Linked DNA regions of Mus musculus: region 2 is linked to region 1. A link is a loop called in an ENCODE intact Hi-C map of the cell type or tissue named here. Cell type or tissue: gastrocnemius. All regions are shown on one strand. Each heading gives the region's core, and the rest is flanking DNA. Links, peaks and the distances in the headings are about the cores only.

Evidence for each region. A loop is a pair of places that touch in the nucleus more often than their neighbours do. Peaks named below come from ENCODE experiments on the same cell type or tissue, not always from the same donor. Only the 100,000 strongest peaks of a DNase experiment are listed, where the experiment ranks them.
Region 2: it touches region 1 in a loop (2.2-fold over the local background); 2 of 42 quality-filtered maps call a loop at or near these places.

The regions. Positions count from the first base shown.
Region 1 is chr1:93,507,215-93,518,227 of GRCm38, forward strand. It overlaps Septin2 (septin 2), which reads left to right. Exons shown (of 13, transcript NM_010891.2): 13 at 499-2,519. It overlaps Farp2 (FERM, RhoGEF and pleckstrin domain protein 2), which reads left to right and starts at 4,890. Exons shown (of 27, transcript NM_145519.2): 1 at 4,890-4,970. In gastrocnemius, for the core only: no CTCF peak of the experiment used is centred there; a DNase peak (open chromatin) is centred at 4,836; H3K4me3 peaks cover 2,406 bases; H3K27ac peaks cover 2,181 bases.
Region 2 is chr1:93,300,439-93,311,451 of GRCm38, forward strand. Mterf4 (mitochondrial transcription termination factor 4) reads right to left here and starts at 5,441. Exons shown (of 4, transcript NM_178051.4): 1 at 5,387-5,441; 2 at 4,170-4,668; 3 at 2,280-2,464; 4 at 767-1,357. The coding sequence starts at 5,407. The coding sequence ends at 1,022. Pask (PAS domain containing serine/threonine kinase) reads right to left here. Exons shown (of 18, transcript NM_080850.2): 17 at 10,330-10,476; 18 at 8,999-9,811. The coding sequence ends at 9,654. Gm28535 (predicted gene 28535) reads left to right here and starts at 5,526. Exons shown (of 3, transcript NR_151531.1): 1 at 5,526-5,669; 2 at 6,105-6,186. It also overlaps a transcript of Sned1 not described here and the pseudogene Gm7867. In gastrocnemius, for the core only: no CTCF peak of the experiment used is centred there; a DNase peak (open chromatin) is centred at 5,477; H3K4me3 peaks cover 1,755 bases; H3K27ac peaks cover 1,148 bases.

The DNA of each region.
Region 1 (11,013 bases), core at 1,052-9,051:
AGTCTCTGCTGCCACCTACTGTCTAGTAAAGATATTCTTATTTTCTAATGTTACAATATAGTTTATGGTAAAGAAAAAATTAAATATGTTAAAGAAAAATTAAAATTTTTATTAGTAATAGTGTTGGAAACTCTTTAATATTGGAAACATCTTTAAAAAGAACTTTCTTAATTTATTAAAGTCTTCTGCAGATGAAAAAAAATAGTAAAGGTGCCAGAAAGAGGAACCAGTGCCATTAGATAAGGGCCACCTAGGTGTAGACCTCTAGGCCTCTCAGGCAACCGTGCTGTGACCATTGAAAATTGGCGTGTCACTCAGATTTGTGATCTGATGTAATTCTGAGCACTGTTTTACAGTATCTGTCAGTTTCCACAAACCTCATAAAGGCATCTTGATTTAGTTCAGTTTATGCCCTTTGTTCTGCAGAGGGAGGATTGCCAGTGCTGTAAGAAACAAATGCATCACTTCCATTTAAATTGTTTTGTTTTTACTTTCCAGGAAACACTTTGGATAAGAAAGACTTCCTGATAAGTGCTACAGCATCAAGGTTCTTAGCCCTGTGGAAGGAAGGGCACCCATCCACAATGAAGCACCTGTGTCTGAGGATTTCAGTTGGTTGTTTTTTGTTTTTTGTTTGGTTGGGGTTTTTTTTTTTTTTTTTTTTTCTTTTTTAACATTTGGTGGTTTTTGTTTTTACTCTTTTTTTCTTTTCCTTCTTTTTCTGCCCTCAACCCCCCAACTCCTTTGGTATGAAGTACTTTTAACATTTATATTTCATTGTTACACTTTAAATTTTGTAAGGAAAACTCTGATATTTTATTCCTCCTGAACCACTAATGTTAGAATTTATTTCTAAGAATCAGTCAACATGTATACTCTTAATAGTGAATTTCTATGATATAGCTGGCCTGACTAATCACTGACAAGTACTCTTTGATTTCTATCTAGACATTTTTATGCTCAGAATGTTCCTGTGTGGTGGACATTGATGTACCTGTGACAGAAGTGGTTGTGCATACTTGGTGGCAAATTATTTGCTTACTAGAATTGAAGTCACATTGTTAACTTTATATTTGTACAGAACACCTAAAACCAATTTTGCTGCTGTAGTTCATTCGGCTTATTCATCTGCACAATTATCTGTTAACCAGGTAGAACAGAAGAGAGTTATCTAATGAGATACATGTTTATACTTAAATAGCTTTTAAAAAGCAGGATTTCAGGGTTGAATTTTAAGAGCTCTGGATTCTAGTGCCAGATCATTTTCAAACCTCTGTAGAGAAAGCTCACTACAAGGACTTTTTATACTGTGGATGCTGATTATGCTATGCTGTGGAGAGAACCAAAGCAGCTATGAGCTCCAGCTTCATATTGTAACAAGACTCTTTATAAGGAAGAGTCAGTAAACTTTTTACTCAACTAAAAAGGCAATACTTTTTTAAAGAAACCAAAATGTTTATATTTTATACTGCACTTTAATGTACTTTCTATAACTAGGTGCAAAAGGTCATAGCAGTGGAAATCATAGTCCTTGGCTGGCATGGATCCAACCCCAGGCTTGTGATTGGGTGGTGCTCTTGAACAAAAGGCCACTTGAAGCCCAGATGCCTGCCAGGTTTTCGTCTAACTCTTCCCCTTTTCAGTGATCCTTCTATTGAAAGGAAAATAGCAGTGCTGGGTTTTTTATGTGCAGACTGTCTCATCTGTTTCCAGGCACTGTCATTTTCTTCAGTGTGTGTAGTATAAATGTCTTCACACCATGAACGAAAGGCTTTTCAGATCTGTGCCCCAAGCAGGCAAGCAGAGTCCTGCCTGGTTTATATTCTGGCACTTCCCTCTTCTACCCTGTCTTCTAATGTCAGGCAGTGACCTTAGAAGGGAAGGGGCAGGTGAAGGAGGCAGTGGTGTGGAGAAGCAAAGCAGGTGCTAACTGTGTGCTTTCATTTGCTGCAGGAGGAAGGACTTGATTGATGATGAGGCAGGGATTTACGTTTAATTCAGTCCAAAACTCAGTAGTACTAATAAGATGAAGCTTAAGCATGGTTGTTTATAAATTTAATGAGGAAAAATACATTTGCTCGCTTTGCCTCTTCACATTGCATCACTGTGAGTGATCAGGGAAGTTCATTGTGTGAAGTTCCTATCAAGAAAAGCGTCAATGACTTTAGAGTACCCATGCAGTCCTTTGTTTGGCTTATTTTGACATTAAGTTTGTTGGAGAAAAATTTAAAAACAAAAAAATGAAAGAATTCCCAAGTATTCGGTGTGAGTCCCATGTTTTTGAGTTAAGGTGCTACTTCGGGTCAGCTGACATCTAATATTGGCAGTGTGGATTGTGAGGTCTTGCAGCCACAATTCTAACCCCCTTCAGTTTTACTGCTTTTGCTAACAGATACTTGCTCTTTCACTAAGAAGTAACTTGTACTTGTAGAAATGTATTTTGAAAACATTTCACACTTCAACTTTGTATCCATTTAAATTAACCTTTTTCAATAAAGCACTATTGTTTAGATATTAAATGAGTAGTCCTCTTTTTGAGTAAAGTATGCGGGCCATTGTGAAGATTCAAGACCCCTATTACAACTGTATATCAGAGCAAGATGTTACTTGTATTAATAGCAGGCGTGCTGCGTATATTTTCATCAGAGATAACCCAGATACTCCAAAAGAAATCCTATAGCTGTACAGGTTATCAGATTGTCTGCAGACTACTTGATAAAATGGACAGTAAGACTTCATAGGTAAATTTACTAATTAGAAAATGAAGCAACAACTGTTAAACATAGTGGGAAGTAAAAGTGATCCAAATATATTTCTAATTCTCCATATTTGTAAGAAGAGAGATGAATTAGGAAAACAGTCTTAATTTTTAAAATGTTTGTTTATGTATTGGTTGGAGTTTTTTTTGTGTTTGAGGCAGACTCACTTTTGTAGCCTGGCTAACCTGGAACTCTTTATGTAAATCAGGTTGGTCTCCAACTCAAAGAAATCTACTATCTCTCTCTTTGCCTCTGGAGTGCTGAGATTAAAGATGTATACCACCATGCTCAGATTTTTACGTTTTTCTACCTTTTTATTGTATGTGTATGAGTATTTTGCCTGCCTGCATGTCTTTGTACCATGTGTATGCCTGTCACCCAAGGAGGCTAGAAGAGGAGGGTGTCAGGTCCCCTGGAACTGGACTTAGAGACCGTTGTGAGCAGCCATGTGGGTGCCAGGAACTGGATTTGTGTGTTGTGGAAGAGCAGCCCTTAACAGCTAAATCATCTCCCCAGCCCAGGAAAGTGACTTTAAAAATCTGAATTTGCTCTGGTGAGATGCCTTAGTGGCTAAGAGTACTTGCCTCATAACGTGATCAAACCTGAGTTTGATCTCAGGACTCATAAAGGGAGCAGAGCCACATAACCCCAAACTTTATCCTAATCTGGGTGGATGATCAATCTCTTCGGCCTGGCCTCACTCCGGTTTGTCAGCATGACCCCTGGATTGACCACCCAGTACTATCGGAGTCTTTCTCATCCTCTTGCTCTCTAAGCAGCGTACTGACACTAGGAAATGAGGCTCCTGCTCTCTAAATCACTAGGTTGCTCATGTCAAACCTCATTCTTGCCTTGTCCAGTCCAGCTCCTTTTCTTTTTTTTTTTTTTTTTGGTTTTTCAAGACAGGGTTTCTCTGTATAGCCCTGGCTGTCCTGGAACTCACTTTGTAGACCAGGCTGGCCTCCAACTCAGAAATCCGCCTGCCTCTGCCTCCCAAGTGCTGGGATTAAAGGCGTGCGACACCACCCGGCCCAGTTCCTTTTCTTAATGATGGACATCACAGTCAGTGGCTATGGCAGTGGCTGGTTACAAATAAGGGATAGCCAAGGTGGTGGAGGAAGTTGGGAAGCCTACTAAAATTGCAGACCCAGTCAGCCTGAGCTTCTAGGTTGCCTTGGAGAAGCAGAGAGCCCCCCCACCCACCCACCCTCCAGTGGGCTGAGGCCCTCCCTGCTTATCTTAAGGACTTATTGCCAAAGGCTAGAGTTCTATATGAATCGCTTGGGGGCCTGTGTGGATTTATTTAGCCTAGACTGGTTCAAAGGGCTGGCTCCCTGCAGGCCCATTCGCTTAACCAATGGAAGAAGAAAGTGAGTTTGCTGCAAGTCTGAAGTGGAAGGACCAGAATCCAGTCTCACCATTTTTCATTTCCAGAAAGCCTCAAATCCAGAAAGGAACCGCGAGGGCTTCGAGGACTCTTAGCGTAGCCTGCACCTCAAAAGCGTCCCTTTAGGAACAGCTGGTGCCTAAAGACCACGGTTCCACTATTCCCTGGTTGGGCACCACGGATGGAAGGTAGGAAAGAGCCTAGTAGTCAGGGAGGCCTGAATGCCAGAATAGTCCCGCGAGCTTGAAGTCCAAGGCCCCACCCAGAATCGGGGCTGCCCTGCTTGCCAAAGCCAGGCTGTAGGCTGAGACCCGCCCCTGTGCCAAAAGTCCCGCCCAGGGCCACCCGCATTCCAGAGTCCAGGTCTGGGGTAGTCCTCCCGTTGTTCCAAAGCTGCGTCCAAGATAGAATCCTCCCGTCGCCTTGTCAAAGCGAAGACTAAGACGGAGAACTCGCGGGTTTCCTAAGTCCCACCCAGCACAGAGTCCTCAGGTCCTAAAGCCCCTCCCAGGGCCGAGGACACGCACAGCCCGCCGAAGCCCTGTTGCACCCGCGGAGAAGCTGCACAGCTTTGCTTCTGACTTTATGGGGCTCCCTCGCCCCGCCCTGTCCCATGTGATCACCAATCAGAGCTAGGTGCTGCGCTCGCAGGCGCCGGTCGGGAGGACCCGCCCGCAGGCCAATCGGTGGTGCGTCCGCGGGGGGGCGGGGCTGCGGCGGACGCGCGGCGGGGGCGGGGAAGCAGCTAGCTGTCGGGATCGGGCGGCGCGGGCGCAGGACGTGGAGGAGGCCTGGCTGGCGGCGGCGCAGGCCGGTGTGGCACGGTGAGGACGCGGCGGCCGTGGGCGGGGGAGGGGAGCGAGCCGCGCAGGGGCGCTGGGTTGGGCATGGGCTTCCTTCGTTGGCCGGACCTCAGCGGAACCCGAGCCGGACCAGGCCTGAGGCTGGCCGTCCACCAGAGAAAGTCCACGCCCGGCTCTGAGGCCTTCGTGAGGCGCGCCAGAGTCCGCGTTTGACAACACACGTCTGTGGACGGCCTGTCGGTGGAGGGCGAAGGGAGGGAGAGTCTCGGGTCCAGTCTGGATGTCCGCTGAGGACTGGCTGGAGAGTTGCTTTTGTAGATGGGCAGTCTGGGGAGGGCTGAGAGCTGCAGAGTTCCAAGGAGCCAGGCTGTCAGCAGAGTACTGAGGACAGGAACAGCACACGTGGAGACCAGCTGTCGAGGAAGGGGGGTGATCAGAGTCTCAGCATCTCTCGTGGACACTGAGTGTCCCGTGATGGGTTAAGGGCCACAAGAATGTCCTGCTGAAGACCGCCCCCACCCCCAGGCCAGTGCTCTACAAAGCACCTTGGGAAGCAGCACCCGGAGCCACAAATGAAAGCCCAGAAGGGCATTCTTTTTTCTTCTCGGCCTTTCCTTCAGAACTGAGACTCGGATATTCTTACTCTGCTAAGATCTAGAAACAGTACTGGCCCACTGCCTTTTACTCATCCGAGATTATAAGCACCTTTGCCATTTACACACGTGGCAGTGATTTCTTAAACTCTTTCATGTCCCAGTAATGGTGATGAAAAATTGAAATGAAAACAAGGCATTCGTGAAGGAAATAATGTCGATACACCGTGCTGAGAAAGAATGGAGAGCCTTAAGATTCCGGACAGAATCTTTAAAGGGGTGGCCTTTCTCCCTAGCTTTGTTCTGTTTCCATGAGGTGTTTTTGACTGGGCCACTGTGAAAATATTTGGTAATTAGTGGGTAGCACCGAATTAGAGTCGGTCTTGTGGAGACGGCATTATGATCAGCAGCACAGATTCTCACAGTGTTAGCAAGATGGAAAGGTCATTTGAAATGGGGAGGTATGAAGTAACCTTTACTTGTAGGCCAAATAAAAGTTTTGTGAGTTTCGGGACGTGGGAAGGCATTTGTGAAGCGCTTTGTGGCTGTTTCGTTGTCAGTTCTAAAGTTTTCATATATCCCTGTCCCCCACCGTTTTTTGTTGAGACAGTTTCCATAGCCCGGGCTGGCCTCCAACCCGTCATCCTCCTTTGTCAGCCACCTGAGGGCTGAGTGTAGGTGGAGCACAGGGGTGCGCCATGGCTTCCTATGCATAGCCCCGTTTTAAATAAAGCACGGGAAGACCTTGCCCGGTGGGGTTGTGGATGACTCTCTGGGATACCGCAACCATGTAAACCTCTGCTTCTCCGGTGTCCTTGCCCTGCCACATTGTAGAGATGGTGATTATCGAGTTAGGTTCCTTCCTACAGATTCCTTTACAGAGAGGACTCAGGTGTATCTCTCATTTGCCCCGCCTCAGGTTCCTCATCCATAGAGTGGGTTTAGAATGTATTTACCTCAGACGCTTGTTGCCATGACTAAGAATCAGTTTTTCAAAGCCGCTAAGATGCCCTGCATCCAGTAAGTACTTCATTAACTGTTACTGACAAGTGAAAGGGCGACCTGAGTCAGTGGCAGCGCAGGCTAGCCCTGGGTATTTGTAAGAAGAGCTAGAGACTTGGTGATTCCACAGAGTTATCCCACTTGAAAAGGGGTAGGGTCCAGGGAGGAGCATTGCCTAAGCAGAGATGAATCCATGGGTAATTCTGCAGGACGCCATTATGTCTGTTTGTCAGTTTCCTCCTTTCCAAACACCCCTGCTTCTAGTCACATGAACCCCTTCTGTATTCAGACATTAACAGATTTCTCTAAATTCTGCCAATCATTTTGGTTACATTCATAGTTTCCTTTTCCTTGCTTTCCCTTCATGAACTCTGTACATACCCTGCCTTGCTCGGTGTGCAGCCAGAACACACTGAAAATCTGGGTGACTCTAGTCTGTTCTCTAAGGTCCATATACAGTCCTTTGGCTCTGTGTATCTGTTGAGGTGAGGGTTTTACTTTACCAACCAGAGTTGAAAAGCTGAGGCTCCCATAGAACGTAGTGCGATGAAGTCTGGTGTTATAATTTACTCAGGAGTGTTTATGTGGGTGATGATTGTGCTCTATTTTTGGAAAGCAACTGCCAGTATGTGATATTTTGATTTTTGAAATTCCACTTAAAAAAAAATCTGATAGGCAAACCTTGTATCGATCAGGTGGTTAAGTAAACCTCTTGGCTAGTAAACATTCGTTGGTACGCTCATTCCTGTCCCTCCTCACAGCATCATTTGAACCATTTCGGTCCTGGGAAATAGGCTGTAAGTAGTTTTTAAAAAAAGATTTATTTATTTTATTTATATGAGTACACTGTCACTGTCTTCAGCCACACCAGAAGAGGGCATCAGATCCCATTACAGATGGTTGTGAGCCACCATGTGGTTGCTGGGAATTGAACTCAGGACCTCTAGAAGAGCAGTCAGTGCTCTTAACCGCTGAACCATAGTCTTTTAAGCTTAACAGTGAAATGGTGTGCACATAAAAATTAAAGTATTAAAAAGTATGCCTGAGGACATGGACAGAGTTGTGAGGGCAGGATGGTGGAAGTGATTTTGTTTTAGATTTGTAGGATTATTTCTCTCTAAGCCTGGTATTTTAGTTTATTGCTACCTTTAAAAACCTGAGAATGGTTAAAGCTTGCTGCCAAGCCTGGCGACCTGCATCAGATCCAGGGACACTCATGGTAGAAGGAAAGAAACTATTCCCCAAAGTTGTGTTCTGACCTCTCTGTGTGAATACTGTCAAACATATGTGCACACACATACACAAATAAATGTAATTAAAAACCTCAGGGAAAGGGCATTCTAATGTGACTGGATACAATGATGAGCCCTGCTGTGGCTCATCTCACCTCCCCAGCCCATTCTCGTCACATCCCAAAATAAACTTCATAATGCCCCACCCCCTAGCTTGTATGGACTTTCATCTAGTTGAACTACTAGACCCCTGACAGCCCAACCCCAGGCAGCTTCCTCTTCTCTCCTGTGTTGTCTTGAACTATCTGTACTCTGCCTTTCTGCACAGGTAATGTGCCCACATTACGTGATTGGGACAGGGTCTGGCCGTGTAGCCTTGGCTGTCTTGGAACTCATAGATCACATTCCTCTTTCTCAGGAGTGCCACTATGCCCTACCCCATCTCTTGCTTCCTGTGAGACCCCATCCCACTGAGTCTGAGAGGCCACTGCAGTGATTTTTTTTCCCCTCTCTGTGACTGAGGTGGACAAGTGGTCATGTGTGCTTACATAATTGTTTCCTTTTCTTGAATACACTCCTCTGTGCGAACATCACAGAATCAGGGTGGAGTTAAGGCCATCTGCAGAGGTGAGGAACTGCTAAGTCATTCGCCTCTATGAACTGGAATTCCTTGAGCTATAAGTGTGGGAGCCCTGCCACCTGTCACAGGTAGTTTCGAGCGATAAATGACACAGTGTAAAGCAAAGGGCTTGGTCTGGGCCTCCTGGCAGTGGTGGTTACATGGAGCAGGGCAGGGGCTACTGCTCTGTGTGTGAGGATTGATTAGGCTTTTTTGGTTAGGCTTTTCCATTCATCCCAACTGCTCTTTCATCTGCGGAATTCCTCTGCTAGCCTCACTTTGTCTGTAATATTTACCACCATCTAACATCCCCACTGGAATATAGGGACTTTTCTCCCTTGGTAGGTCCTATATCCTTAAGCACTTAAGAGTTTCTATTTTATCAGAATAGGTGATCAATAAATGTTTGAATACAATAATGAAGTTTTGTGGAGGGGGGCAAAGTCTGATGTCAGGTACTGTGTGGAGCCTGAAGCATATATAATTAGAAAAGTGTAGGCGGCTCACGACACCTATAACCCCATCTCTAGAGGAATGAGACACCTTTGGTCCTGTGGGCACCTGCCCTCAAAATGCACATGCCCCCACACACAATTTAAGATAACAAATATAAATCTTTGAAAAGAAATCAGGTTGCAAGTAAAAATTTATTAGTAAACATGTGTCTAGTATCAGAAAAAGCACGAAGCTAGGAATGTAGCTGAGTTGGTTTCCTAGCATACACAAAGCCCTGAGCTGGATCCTTGGGGCCACTTGAACCTGACAGACTGCCACATCCCTGTAATCTCAGGAGACAGTGGTAGAAACAGGAACACCAGAAGTCAACGCCATCAAACACAGCCTGGGATACATGAGACCCTGTTTGGGAAAAAAGGAAGGAAACATGTGATGTAATATTACCTTGCATGTAATTCTTTTTTCTTAGCTATGTATTTTTAATTTCCTTTTCATGGCAGTGAGAAGATAGAATTTGTTCATTCCTCTAGAATAGCTGATGCATTTTTATTGATAGGATACATAATTTTTACATATAGGCACATATCTAATAGTCCATATCTAAAGAGCTTTGTGTCCCCAGGGTAAGGGGGAATGGACAGATTTTTATTCTGTTTTGTGTATTAATTACATTTAATAAGGAAGAAAATACACTTCTAAGGCATATTTACAGTTGTAGTTTTATATTATCACCCTGTTTTTCTGATAGGTAAGGTCTTGCACTTTTCTTCTTTTTTTTTCTAGTATAGAATAGAGTTTATTCAGGGCATGGGGAGGGGAGTTAAGAGGGTAGCAGAGGCAGAGAAAGGCAGAGAGAAGGAGAGAGTAGAGAAATGGGGGCTGGCCATGGCCACCACATACCAGTGGACCCTCAGATAACAGTAGACCCTCAGATAACAGTAGACCCTCAGATACCAGTGGACTCTTAGATAGCAGTGGACCCTCAGCTAGCAGTGGACCCTCTTGGGCTGCCTTAGGACCTTGTTACATAGCACTAGGGCAACACGGTGTATGAACAGCATTCTAGGAGTGCATTTCAATGTACTCGAGACTGTAGGAAACTTAAATGTACTTCCACCCTAATAGCTCCCAGATGCGCCAACTGCTCCTCCAAGTTCCCTTCTCAGGAGAGAATGGCACAGGCAAAGTTACACTGGACAGCGGAGCAGTCATAAGTGATTACAGTCAGAATTACTTTTTGGTAAGTTTTACAGAAACATATGACCATGGGAACATTTTGCTTGGGGCCTTACCAGTACCAGGCCCGTGTGAGAGACCTAGAAAACTAAGTCAAACTAGTTTTCTTTTTTATCATCAAATTGCTTTGATTGGGCATTTTTCCACCCCATGCTTGATGCCAAATAAACTAGTAGGGTTTGGAGTGAAGGTCCTAAATGCATTTTCATTGGCCAGTGGGAATTTGTTTGGGAAGGAGGAAGTGATGTTGGAAATGAATTTATAAGACTTTACTAAATACTTTGTCTACTTCTATAAAAGTTGCAGGTTTCTTTTCTGTAGTTGTTATTATGGAGAGCAGTGGAAAGCAGACCACAATATCTGAATAACAAATCAATCTCAGTGTTAAAGGTATTTATTTATTTATTTATTTTAGTTTTTTTGAGACAGGGTTTTTCTGTGACGCCCTGGCTGTCCTGAACTCACTCTGTGAGTTGGTCTTGGTTGGTCTTGAACACAAGGATCCACAGGCCTCTGCCCCCCAGGCGCTGAGAGTAAAGCCATGTACCACCACACCCAACTAAGAGTATTAATTGAACTGTTTTAGAAAAACAGAACAAGAACAACTATAACTCTTAGACAAGAGACAACAGTTGTTCTTTCTCTGGAAGGTTGGCAACTATCAGTAGAAACTTGAAGGCCATTACAGATGTTTTCAGGAAGGTATGTGGTTTCAAAGGTAGCATACTTCCATCAGTGCAAACAGCTGGGAAAGAAGAGAGAAGGGAAGGGGTGGGTGAGGGAGGATCTGTATCAGGGGGTATTAGGAGGAGGGGGGCAGATATTGGGATGTAAAGTGAATAAATAAATCAGTGAAAAAATAGAGAGAATTAGTGCTTTATCCTCTCCCAGTAAGTGCCACTATAAGTGTTTGGGGTTGTTTGTAA
Region 2 (11,013 bases), core at 1,434-9,433, 210 kb before region 1:
GTAAGCACTGGATTCAGTCTAAACACAAGGCCCACATTGGGTTTCGTGTGACTGTTAAATGTCACCAAATGGGGGAAAAATACTACCAAGCACTCCTGACTTTGATCCTATAACCAAAAAGCTTTCTGCATCACCCTGTGCAGTTTCCTGAGGAAGAGGCACAGACAACTTTCCAAGAGGCCTCAGTTCTCTGACCCTCTAAGCCTGAGCTCCACCAAATCAGGCCTCTCCTCCAGCTCACCTCATCCTAGTCCCAGTACATCACATGGCTCCACTGCACACACTCCACACTGCCCAGTGCTCCCCAGTGCTGGTCTCTGAGCAGCTCACTCTTAGCACAGTCTACAGAGCCAGAAAGATAGGAGGCCTTGAAGTGGCAACCAGCCAGGAACCAACATGAAGGCCAACTTGCCCAAGCAGGAAGGGTCAGCAACTGACAGAGAAGCATTTTGCTAGTCTGACAACCGTGTGACTAAAGGACATGTTACTAACGTAACCAACTGCCTCTCACTCTGCTGTACACTCAACACGTCAGAAGGCTGGGAAATGGTGTCAGATTTAGAAGCTGCCTATTGTGTGGGAAACCTGCTACTTGTTTTCATTAAATAAAGTGCTATGACATACTAACCCTCATGTTTCAATTTCATGACTTCATCTTTACTACTACCTGGACATACAAAGTACTCCTGAGCCGAAAGGCACCTCTCTCTCCACATGGTTTTGGAACTAGCACAACTTATTTTAACAGAGAAAAAGACTCCAACCTGGAAGGGTTGCACCCCCTGGATTTTGACAGCCGAGTCCTTTATTTAGGATGGAGTAGGGCCTCCCAAAGAACCCACAACAAAGCACCCCTCATTTGGTTTGGTTTATCTACCTGTATCTCCAGTGGATCATTACAGGTTGGTTTTTTCCCCCATCAAAATACCAGTGTTGGGATCAAAAGTGCTTGAGAAGATCCAGGTGAAGGTCCCCAGCACTTCGAGAATATGAGAATGACCTCTGACACCCCAGTGCTGTGTCACAGTAGCTCCTCCTCTTCCTCCTCTTCCTCTTCCTCCTCAGATGCATGGCTCTCAGACTCCTCCTCCTCCTCTTGATCCAAGAGTTTTTTAAAAACTTGAAACTCCTCGACAGAGGAACAGGCTGTCCTGGCCAAAAACTCAGCTTCAGAAACTCTGAGAATGTTCCTCAGTGAGGGATTAGGGATCTGTGTCTGCCCCTTCTTATCAGGGGTCTGGTACCGTCCAAGGCGCTCCAGGTAAATGTGTCTCTGCTTGATCTTGGTTATTGAATACTGTAAGAAATTCGTCCTGACTATGTCTAGATGTGTGAGTCCCATCCTGAAATATGCATACTGAAAGATACAAACATGTTCAGGAATCCATGTAGAGAAACCTGAAGCCTGTCATTCCAACTCAAAACAAACTTTAGTCCAAAGTCATTAGTTGCCTAATTAGAAATGGTAGAATAGCCACTGTAGTATAATACCAACACTTTTATGAAATCTCAAGTTTTCAAAGCATTTCCAAATTCAAGCTGAGAAAAATGCATCAGAAAACAAAGGGGCATACAGGGATATACTTTTCTTTAAATAGGGCAACAAAAATCATGAGTGTAGGAAAAATCAGACCCAAAGAAATCCTAAGATACCTAGGAACCTTTAAACACATGTGTGAGCATGCAGCTTGTTTTATCTGAGTATGTCCCAGCAGTGCTTCAGAGCTCAGAGGCCAGGCTAGCTGGCCCACAAGCCTCCAAGGACGCCCTGACTCTACCTCCCATCTCCCCACAGGGGTGCTGGGGCACTGGGCATCCAGCTTAGGTGGGTTCTGGGGATCTGGACTCAGGTCCTCATACCAGCTTTGTTTGCTTGTTTGGTTGGTTTTTAGAGACATGGTCTCTACATAGCCTTTGCTGTCCTGGAACTCACTGTGTAGACCATGCTGGCCTCAAACTCAGAGATCCGCCTGCCTCTGCCTCTGGAGTGCTAAGATTAAAGGAGTGCCCGCACTGCCATCACAGCTATGCACAAGTGCTTATGACCTATCTGTCACTAAACTTTTAGGGCAACTGTCACAATTTCTAAATCTCCTATACAAAAAGATGCCCCAAGGGTTGTAAAGTTTACCTACTTGGACCTGGAATGGGGCAGAGCTAAACAACAGGTTTGCTTTGGAGAGGAGAAAACTGAGGTGTTTTACTCAGAGGCTTCAGACCCTATTCAGCTTTAAAAACCTGAACACTCTGCCATCATCGGCCTAGTCACTTACTCTCACCTGGAATTTGTATTCTAGCTCGTTGGGGTCCTCCTGCAAAACAGTGGGGCATCTGTGCAGAACGTCTGTGATGTGCTGTGCCGTGAACAAGCACTTCTCCCTGAGGACCTTCACAACTCGGTCAATGTCCCGCTGATGCATGGTGAAAACCTCAGGGCAAACGGACAGCACCCGCTTCAGTTTCCCTGTAGAGTGTTAAGCAAAGCATGTAACTTTGGCATGTTCCCGAACGCCAAGGGCTAAACAACATTTAGGGGCTGGTAGATGAGTCAGTGGGTAAAGGCACCTGCCAGCAAACCTGAAACTTGAGTTCAATCCCCAAGACCCACATTGTGGCAGCAGACAATCAACTCTAGAAGTTGTCTTGTGGCACCCACATGGGGGCACAGCAGGATCCTCTCCCTCCACAGGACTGCCCATTCAGAGATCTACTTTCCATGAAGCACCACGCAAAGGACTCTTCACAGACCCAACAACCCTCCCTATGTCCCTGCCTTTTTCTAGTCTTCTATCTGAAGGCGGCAACTTCATACTCTAGGTCTCCTCTTGCTTGCCTAGCATAGAAAGCTTCCCGGGGATTCACTGGGGAATGTTAGAGGAGAGTGGTTTCCTGCACAGTGGGGCTCAGGCTGCTGCTTCTCTCTGTATAATCTAGACATTGTATAGAGACTAACAATCTCTAGACTTGAGAGTCTGAGCTCAATGAAGAGGCCTTTAGGAACAATGGTAGGAACAAGAATATCCAGAACACACAATTATAAGTAGTCTGAGCGTGACCATGTGTTATATCCAACTGTATTATTGTTTGTTTTGTAGGGTCTCCTTGGAAGGCCTGGAACCTGCAGAGCTCCATCCTCCTGACTATAGAGTTCAATTAAAAGAATGCACTACCACACCCAGCCTCCCCGTGTTTTACTGAGTTACATTAGTAACTGTATTCAGACAAATGATATAAGCAGGGCTTCATAAGTGAAGCAAATGGTCTTCTGATGAATAGTTGTGCCGATTTAAAAACTGGAAACTTAAAAGCCACTTAAGACTGTCAAGTAACTTTCCTAACAGCCTAGCTTCCCTGTGAAGAGGCGTTTCCAAAGAGTAAGCTTTATTTTCTCCTCTCAGGCTGTGCTTCACACACTGACTGAGCTTGGGCTTAGATCATGTTACAAGAGACAACGTGTCAAGGGGAACACAGTTATCTTTTTGCTTATCTTCTAGAGGAGGCATGCCGAGACACCAAACACAGTGGGCTCTAAGCCTCCCCACTTTGGGGGTGAAATCTTACCAGGAACAGTCAGTAATGAAATAAAAGCAGTCAAATGGGTAGAGTTCACTGGAGAGCCCCACCTCCCTTCTCCAGAAGGGTGACAGCTGTTGGAAGGTGGAGGGCACTCTAACAGCCTTCCAGGAACCGGGCACCATCAGCTCTGAAAGCTGTGTGTGGGATGTTTTTGCGGAGGTCACACATTTGCATACACATACATCACTACCATAGAGCAACACTAACCCACCAAAACCAGACTCCATGTCCCCATTGATCTGGAGCTAGAGATCTCAATGAACACACAGGAGGCTCACTTTGGCCTTGGTTCTCTCTTCTTGGGCTCCTCTATCCCACATCCCCCTTACAACGGCATCTGCAGAGAGCCCACTGCACATCTTCTTGAAGACACTGACCTCTCCTCAGCAAACTTTCCTACCTCACTTCCTCTGAGTAAGGTGTGTTTAGCCCACAGCACACATGCATCCCAGGGTATTGATGAATGCAGCCTAGCTCATTTGTAGGTGACAATTCCATGCCTTACTATCAAAAGGCTGGACATCCCTGCTAGGGTAAGCTATTTTCTCCCTAACTGACTCCTCTCCCTCTATAAAGTCTGCTGCATCTTATACCTTCTCCAAGGCCAAGCTTCCGAAGGTAACTGGAACGCCTCTTCATCTGCATGCTAGACAGTTTCAGCAACTGGGGATTTTTCTTCAAGGCATTAAATACAGGCTCTGGGTTCAACCCCAAGAGTAGGAGTTCTGAAACTATACCCAGCAACTGTTGAGGATGGACACTTGGCTGTATACTAAACAAGCTGTGAATGTGGGCTTCAGCAAAACCCATGTCCTGGAGGGAACGGATGACCTTTTCAGGCTCCAAGGACTCAGGATCCACACAAGGCTTCTGTTCCTCATGAAGACACTGAACAAGTCGTGTCCTGTTTTCTGGTTCCTGCATGTACTTTTGGGGTGTAATGCTGGAAAACTCTTGAAAGCTTCCTCTACCGGGCACTGTAGTCAGTTTGCAAGACAAAGAAGGGCTCATCTGTTTCTGTTCTCTGAGATGAGGGGTCTGCCTAACCAAACAGGCCCAGGAGAGGGCCAGTAGACGATGCCACTCAGGAACCTGTAAGGCAGAGCAAAAACAGAATCAGTCCCACCTCAGAATAATGACCACCACAAGATTACTGAGCCAGTAACCTTGAACCTCAGCTTGACCCTTGGCCCACAAAAGCTAACAGTTTTTGTAAACAATCTGTAAAATCTTCTCTGGGTCTAAAAAGTCTCCAAAGAATAAAAGTAGCATGCAAACGACCGCACTTACTGAAGATATTGAAGCATAAGCAATATCTACATACTGAAGATACAGGGCACGAGCAATAGTATTTGGTTGAAAATTCTGAACCTCAGACTAGCCACCAGACAGGTACACTACCTAATTTCATTCCAACAAAGGATAGTTTTGTTTTGTTTTTCAAGGATCCCTTCCATTAAAAGAAGAATATTTGGGGGAAGGAATCTGTCGATTTGTACACAGTAGCCCCAGGTGTTGGGACTAGCACATAACAAATTAAGCACAGAGCATCCGGTGCCCGCCAGAATGGTCTCAAACACCCCGCTCTTGCCGCTGGTGGTGGTCCAGGCCTCCCTAGCCATTAGGCAGCACACAGCCGAAACTCCGGAGAAGCCAGAAGCTATTCTGAGGGCCACACTGTCTGTGCACACGCCACCCGGGAGCGCTACTGCCACAAGGTGCCCAGACCGGAACACCAAGAACCAGCGTCAGCGCCTCCTGAACGTCCCGCCAACAGCCGCTGTGAGCCCGGGACCTAGGGCAACCTCACCTGCCTTCCCAGCGAAGCCATGGAGACCAAGCGAAGAACAACTGTGAGACCGGAAGAGGCGGTCCTTCCTGGCTCACAACGTCCGGCCTCCGATCTGTGTCCGCCGAACTCCCGGGGTGTGGCGTTCTTTCGTTCCGCAGCCAAGCCCTTGATCCCAGATGCTCGTGCCCAGCACCTGCAGCTTGCAGGTGCAGCTCCCTTTAGTTGGGCATACTCGGTTGCATGGTCTCTGCCAGGAACAAGCAACACTACCTGGGTTTTAAAACTGCTCTTCAGAGTACAGGTGAAACCAAACTACCCCGAAGCGCACACCGTCGTTTTCTGTTGTGAAACTACTTTTACTGGGGCCGGGGGAGGAGGGGAGAATATGACAAAAAACAATCACCTGTGTTAAAGATAGTACAAGGCCAAATAAGATAACGCTGTGATTGTGGAATTAGGATCCTGCAGACCAAAACCAAATTATCATGGATTATTCTTAGCCTTTTTGAAATCCATTCATCGTCCACCTGTCTAACTTAACAGCTTTGTGACAATGAATACCTTTAAAATATATTCCTAGACCAACAATGGTTTTCACCAATCCAAAAGCCAATAGCATCACTAAATAATATCTAAAACTGAGTTAAGTGTTTTCCTAGTTTTGCCTTATCCTTCCTATCTGTGGTCCCCACCAATGTGTCTGGTAAATGCCTTGATTTATGGCTTTATTCTCTAGCTAGTAATATCTCACCTAACTTCATCCATGGTGGAGAATCTTTTGGAAAAACCAAATTTGTGTTCCTGGGCTCATCTTTGAGGTAAGTAGGTTTGTTTGTTTGTTTGTTTGTTTGTTTTTTAACTTTATCTGCATTTATTTTATGCTGAATTTATTCACGTGCCATGAGTTTTTGTTTCTTGTTTCTTCTGGGATATCCTTTTCTTCTGTGCAACCTCCTCTTCTGGCTTTAGAATGATCTGTTCCCTCTCAGTGAGGATCATCTCAATGTGGCAGGGGGAGCTCATGTATGGGTTAATCCGGCCATGAGCTCTGTAGGTTCGTCGGCGCATCTTAGGTGCCTTGTTCACCTGGATGTGTTCAATGACAAGAGAATCTAAATCTAAGCCCTTAAGTTCAGCGTTACTCTCTGCATTTTTAAGCATGTGCAGCAAAAATTCAGCACTCTTTTTTGACCACCGACCAGCCGCATTGTTTGGCCTGGGCGCACCTACTGACTCCACCATTATAACACCGGAATGGCACACATTGCTTCTTTAAAGTGATGTCCTTCAGATACTTGGTGGCTTTGCAGATATGCATACCCTTGATGGCCTGGGCAGATTCCCGGGTGTTCTTAAAGTGAACACGAAGGTTTGAACCTCTTGATTTGCATGATTTTGGGGGGTTTTTCTGGGTCAAGAGAGTAGCGAAACATCTTGGCAGATGACCTCTGGCTGCTTACAGGAAGAGAGGAGGTAAGTAGTTTGTGATGGACACTGTAATACAGCAATAAGTTCTCAGGACAGCCCAAACTCTCCCTGAAATGGTTATGTACAGATCTAGACCCAGATAAAAGTATTTGGTAAGTTCTGTTGTTTACAGACTTGTGTTTAGTCAGCAAGATGGCTCAGGAATTCAGACACTGACCACACCAGCTTGGTGACCTGAGTTTGATTCTAGGGACCCATGCAAAAGTGAAGACACAAACCCACTCCACCGAGCTGTCCTTTGAGACAGACAGACAGACAGACAGACAGACACACACACACACACACACACGAAGGTGTCTGCTATTTTTAAAAAACAGAATATGGCCCAAGTAATGAAATTACAGGGAAAATGACAATAGCCCTCCCAGCCCAGAGGTCTGGCTTCACTTATGGATGGAGCACCAGAAGCTTCCAAACCAACCTCTATGCACTGAATTTGCATCTTAGACATGAAGGTGTCTTAGTCAGGGTTTCTATTCCTGCACAAACATCATGACCAAGAGACAAGTTGGGGAGGAAAGGGTTTAGTCAGCTTACACTTCCACATTGCTGTTCATCACCAAAGGAAGTCAGGACTGGAACTCAAGCAGGTCAGGAAGCAGGAGCTGATGCAGAGGCCATGGAGGGATGTCACTTACTGGCTTGCTTCCCCTGGCTTATTCAGCTTGCTTTCTTAGAGAACCAAGGACTACCAGCCCAGGGATGGTATCACCTACAAGGGGCCCTCCCCCATTGATCACTAATTGAGAAAATGCCTTGCAGCTGGATCTCATGGAGGCATTTCCTCAACTGAGGTTCCTTTCTCTGTAATAACTCCAGCCTGTGTCAAGTTGACACACAAAACCAGCTAGTACAGAAGGGGAGGGAAGAAAACAAAGAAGCTGTGTTCTAACAGCTGCCTAGATTCCACCACTTCTAAGCCATACCTATTTCTTGCCGGCCTATTGGCTGCTCCAGAGAAAAAGGATCTGGCTATTGCATCAATAAACACATAACTGCTTTGTGCTAGGCAATGATCTAGTGCTGAAGTGCTTAAACATCTTTTGACAGAAAGATTCTATCTATAGAGGACAAGAAAGTTGTAATCTGTATAAAACTAAAGAATTACTTTTGTCTTAATTTTCTTCCTAAATAAATATTATTTAAGCCTTTACACCTAAAGCCTAAGGAAACTCTGCCACTCCAACTTTTTGAGAACAATCTAGGAACCTGAACAAGTCAGCCAGCTCTGAAGCAGTGGTAGCTAAGACACAGGGTACTGTGAAAATCTGGCGGCATCTTCAGTCCTCACCAAATTTCATTCTTAAATCAGACTTGAAATTCCACGGGAAAAATTATAGCTGCTGCCTCACAACTTTAGTCTCAAGGCTTTATCTTTGGTTTTGTTCTTCTGCAAAGAACACTCATAAGGCATCGGACTGTAAAACCAAAAGCTTTAATGATTTTCTTTTCTTTTCTTTTCTTTTTTTCTTTTTGGTTTTTTGAGACAGGGTTTCTCTGTATAGCCCTGGCTGTCCTAATGATTTTTTTTTCTAATATAGAAATGGTTCTTGGAAAGCTGGATTTTGTATCTTCAACCGGCTATACTCCTGTCTGGGGGAAAGAACAATTCTGCAATATCTTGTGTTTTATGTGTAATAAAGACTATAAGGGAAAATGTTTGTTTCATTCTTGGAAACAAAGTCATCTGAAATCAAAAGCTAAAATGTCACTAACTTCTGAATGTCACTAACTTCTGGGAACTGGGTCCTAGAAACCGTCACAGACACTGGTAGGGTTGAAGCTCTTCAACTAGACATAAAGGTATAGTTAGAGCCCGTCACATTAGACAAAGTAGAGCTGAGCCAGTCACAGGATGTCTGAAAGTACTAGCAGGGCATTATGGATTAACAGATGACTAACAAGCCTGAACCCCCAGACCAAACTAGGACAGATTTCTTTTTAGCTATAGTAAATAGGGTACAGAAATGGAAAACAAAAGTCAGGCAGTGGTGACACACGCCTTTGATCCCAGCATTTGGGAGGCAGAGGCAGGCAGATTTCTGAGTTCGAGGCCAGCCTGGTCTACAAAGTGAGTTCCAGGACGGCCAAGGCTACACAGAGAAACCCTGTCTCGAAAAAACAAACAAACAAACAACAACAACAAAAAGAAATAGAAAACCAAGTTTATCTCATATAGTCCTGGCCAGTTTAACTGTTAACTAAGTAGCTTTAATTTGGAAAATTTTTAAGAAAATAAATAAATATTCTGGCCATTTTTGTCTGGCCACTTCTATAGACTCCATACATCTGTCACATGTCACATGTACCAAGTCAGTGGGAAAGAAACCTACACACAAAACCAGGAAGAACTGGGCATGGTGACACACACCATCAGTCCTAATGCTTGGGAGGCAAGCGCAGGCAGATCTGTCAGTTTAAGGTCTACCTGGTCTACATAGTTGAGTTCCAGGCCAGCCAAAGTTACATGGTGAGATCCTGTCTCAAAAACTTACAAGCAAAAACAAACAACAAAAATAGAGAACTTAAACACTCCTTGTGTCTTTCTGAGGCTTACAACTTAAAGCCCTTTAATAGTACAGTATAACTGAACATTAGAATGATTTTCAAGGTTATAAAAAAACATGAATTACAAGTCTATATCATAAACCTAAGAAAACTAGCATCGCAGGCTCTTGTAGCATTTGCATAGGAATCTAGAAGCAGAAGTCATCCCAATCCTTCACAACTTCCTTTCTCCAGGTAGAAAGCCCTGAAATCCATACAACTGCCCAAACCAAAGAGCAGGAGAGCTTGCTCAGCTGACTGGCAAAGAGGGGTCCTTAAGATGCAAGCAGTGCTGGTCACCACGAGTCTCCCTGGGAGCAGGAGGCCCACAGAGACCCTCTCTCTGAGCCATTTCACTTGGACTCCTACTCCCAATCTCCAGACTTGCAGCTGACAGCAGGCCACTTTCTGAAAGATGAAGATAATACATTGCATATTAGCAAACAAATTCTAAAAAAAAAATGTTTAGGACAACAGAATGGAGAGGCAGTGGCTTCTGAACCCCCAGTGGTGATATTCTTGAAGTATAGAGTCTGCTAAGATGCTAGTGAAGGGGTGCTAATCTCCAGTCTGGTTCCCCAGGGGCTCTGACTTGGGGCTAGGAAGCCTTGTCTGAAGAGGCATGTCCTGTGTGGAGCCCCATAGCATCATGTTCAGCATCTGTACCCTTATCCCTCTTTGGACCAGACAACTGACTCTCCAAACTGTTGCCTTCCCACCCCTCCTAGCCAGGGCTATTATAAGCACTTGTCCTCCCTCTAAGGGTCTCTGCATAATCAAGCCCTATTTTTCAGGCCAGCCACAAACTCTTGACACATGGATTTAGGACAGAAGGAGTCTCAACTAGGATGGATGATCACCTCCCCACCCCAAACAAAGACAGTAAGAAAAGGAGGGGAAGAGGAAGGGAGACTCAGACTTCTCACCTGGCTGGTTGGTCCTACACACCTCTTCCCAAGTATAGCTAGCAAGGTTCACAGGCTGTGTCACCCAGGGGTCCCTGATCAGCTTCTCCAAAGTGGTCCGCTGCTCAGGGCAAGGCTGCAGCAGTCCAGACAGAAGACTCATAAGTTCTAGGGACATAAAGAACACAGGAGGATCCAGGCCGAAGTCAAATGGAACACATCTCAGACCTATAGATTTCAAGCTATCCTGCCTCACAGAGCCTCCCACAGGGCAAGGAGGCAGCCAGGAGTTCTAGGGCATCAAGGCCTGGCCTGATATACTCAGGAAATGCATTTATGAGCCCGTCAACTCCAAAGTGTTAGTGTGGAAGTTGAGATCCAGATCACTCAAAGCCCAGACTGTCTTCTTACAAGGTGCGCTGGCTAGTTTTATGTCAACTTGACACAAACTAGAGTTATTTGGAAAGAGGGAATTTCAATTGAGAAAGATGCCCCCACCAGACTGGCCTGTGGACAAGCCTGTGGGGCATTTTCTTGAATTGATGTGGGAAGGCCCAGATCACTTTGAATGGTGCCAGTGTGAATGCGCTGGTATTCCTGGATCTTTAAGAAAGGAGGCTAAGCAGGCCATGAGGAGCAAGTCAGAAGCAGCACTCCTCCATGGCCTCTGCATCTGCTCCTGCCTCCAGGTTCTAGCCGTTTTAG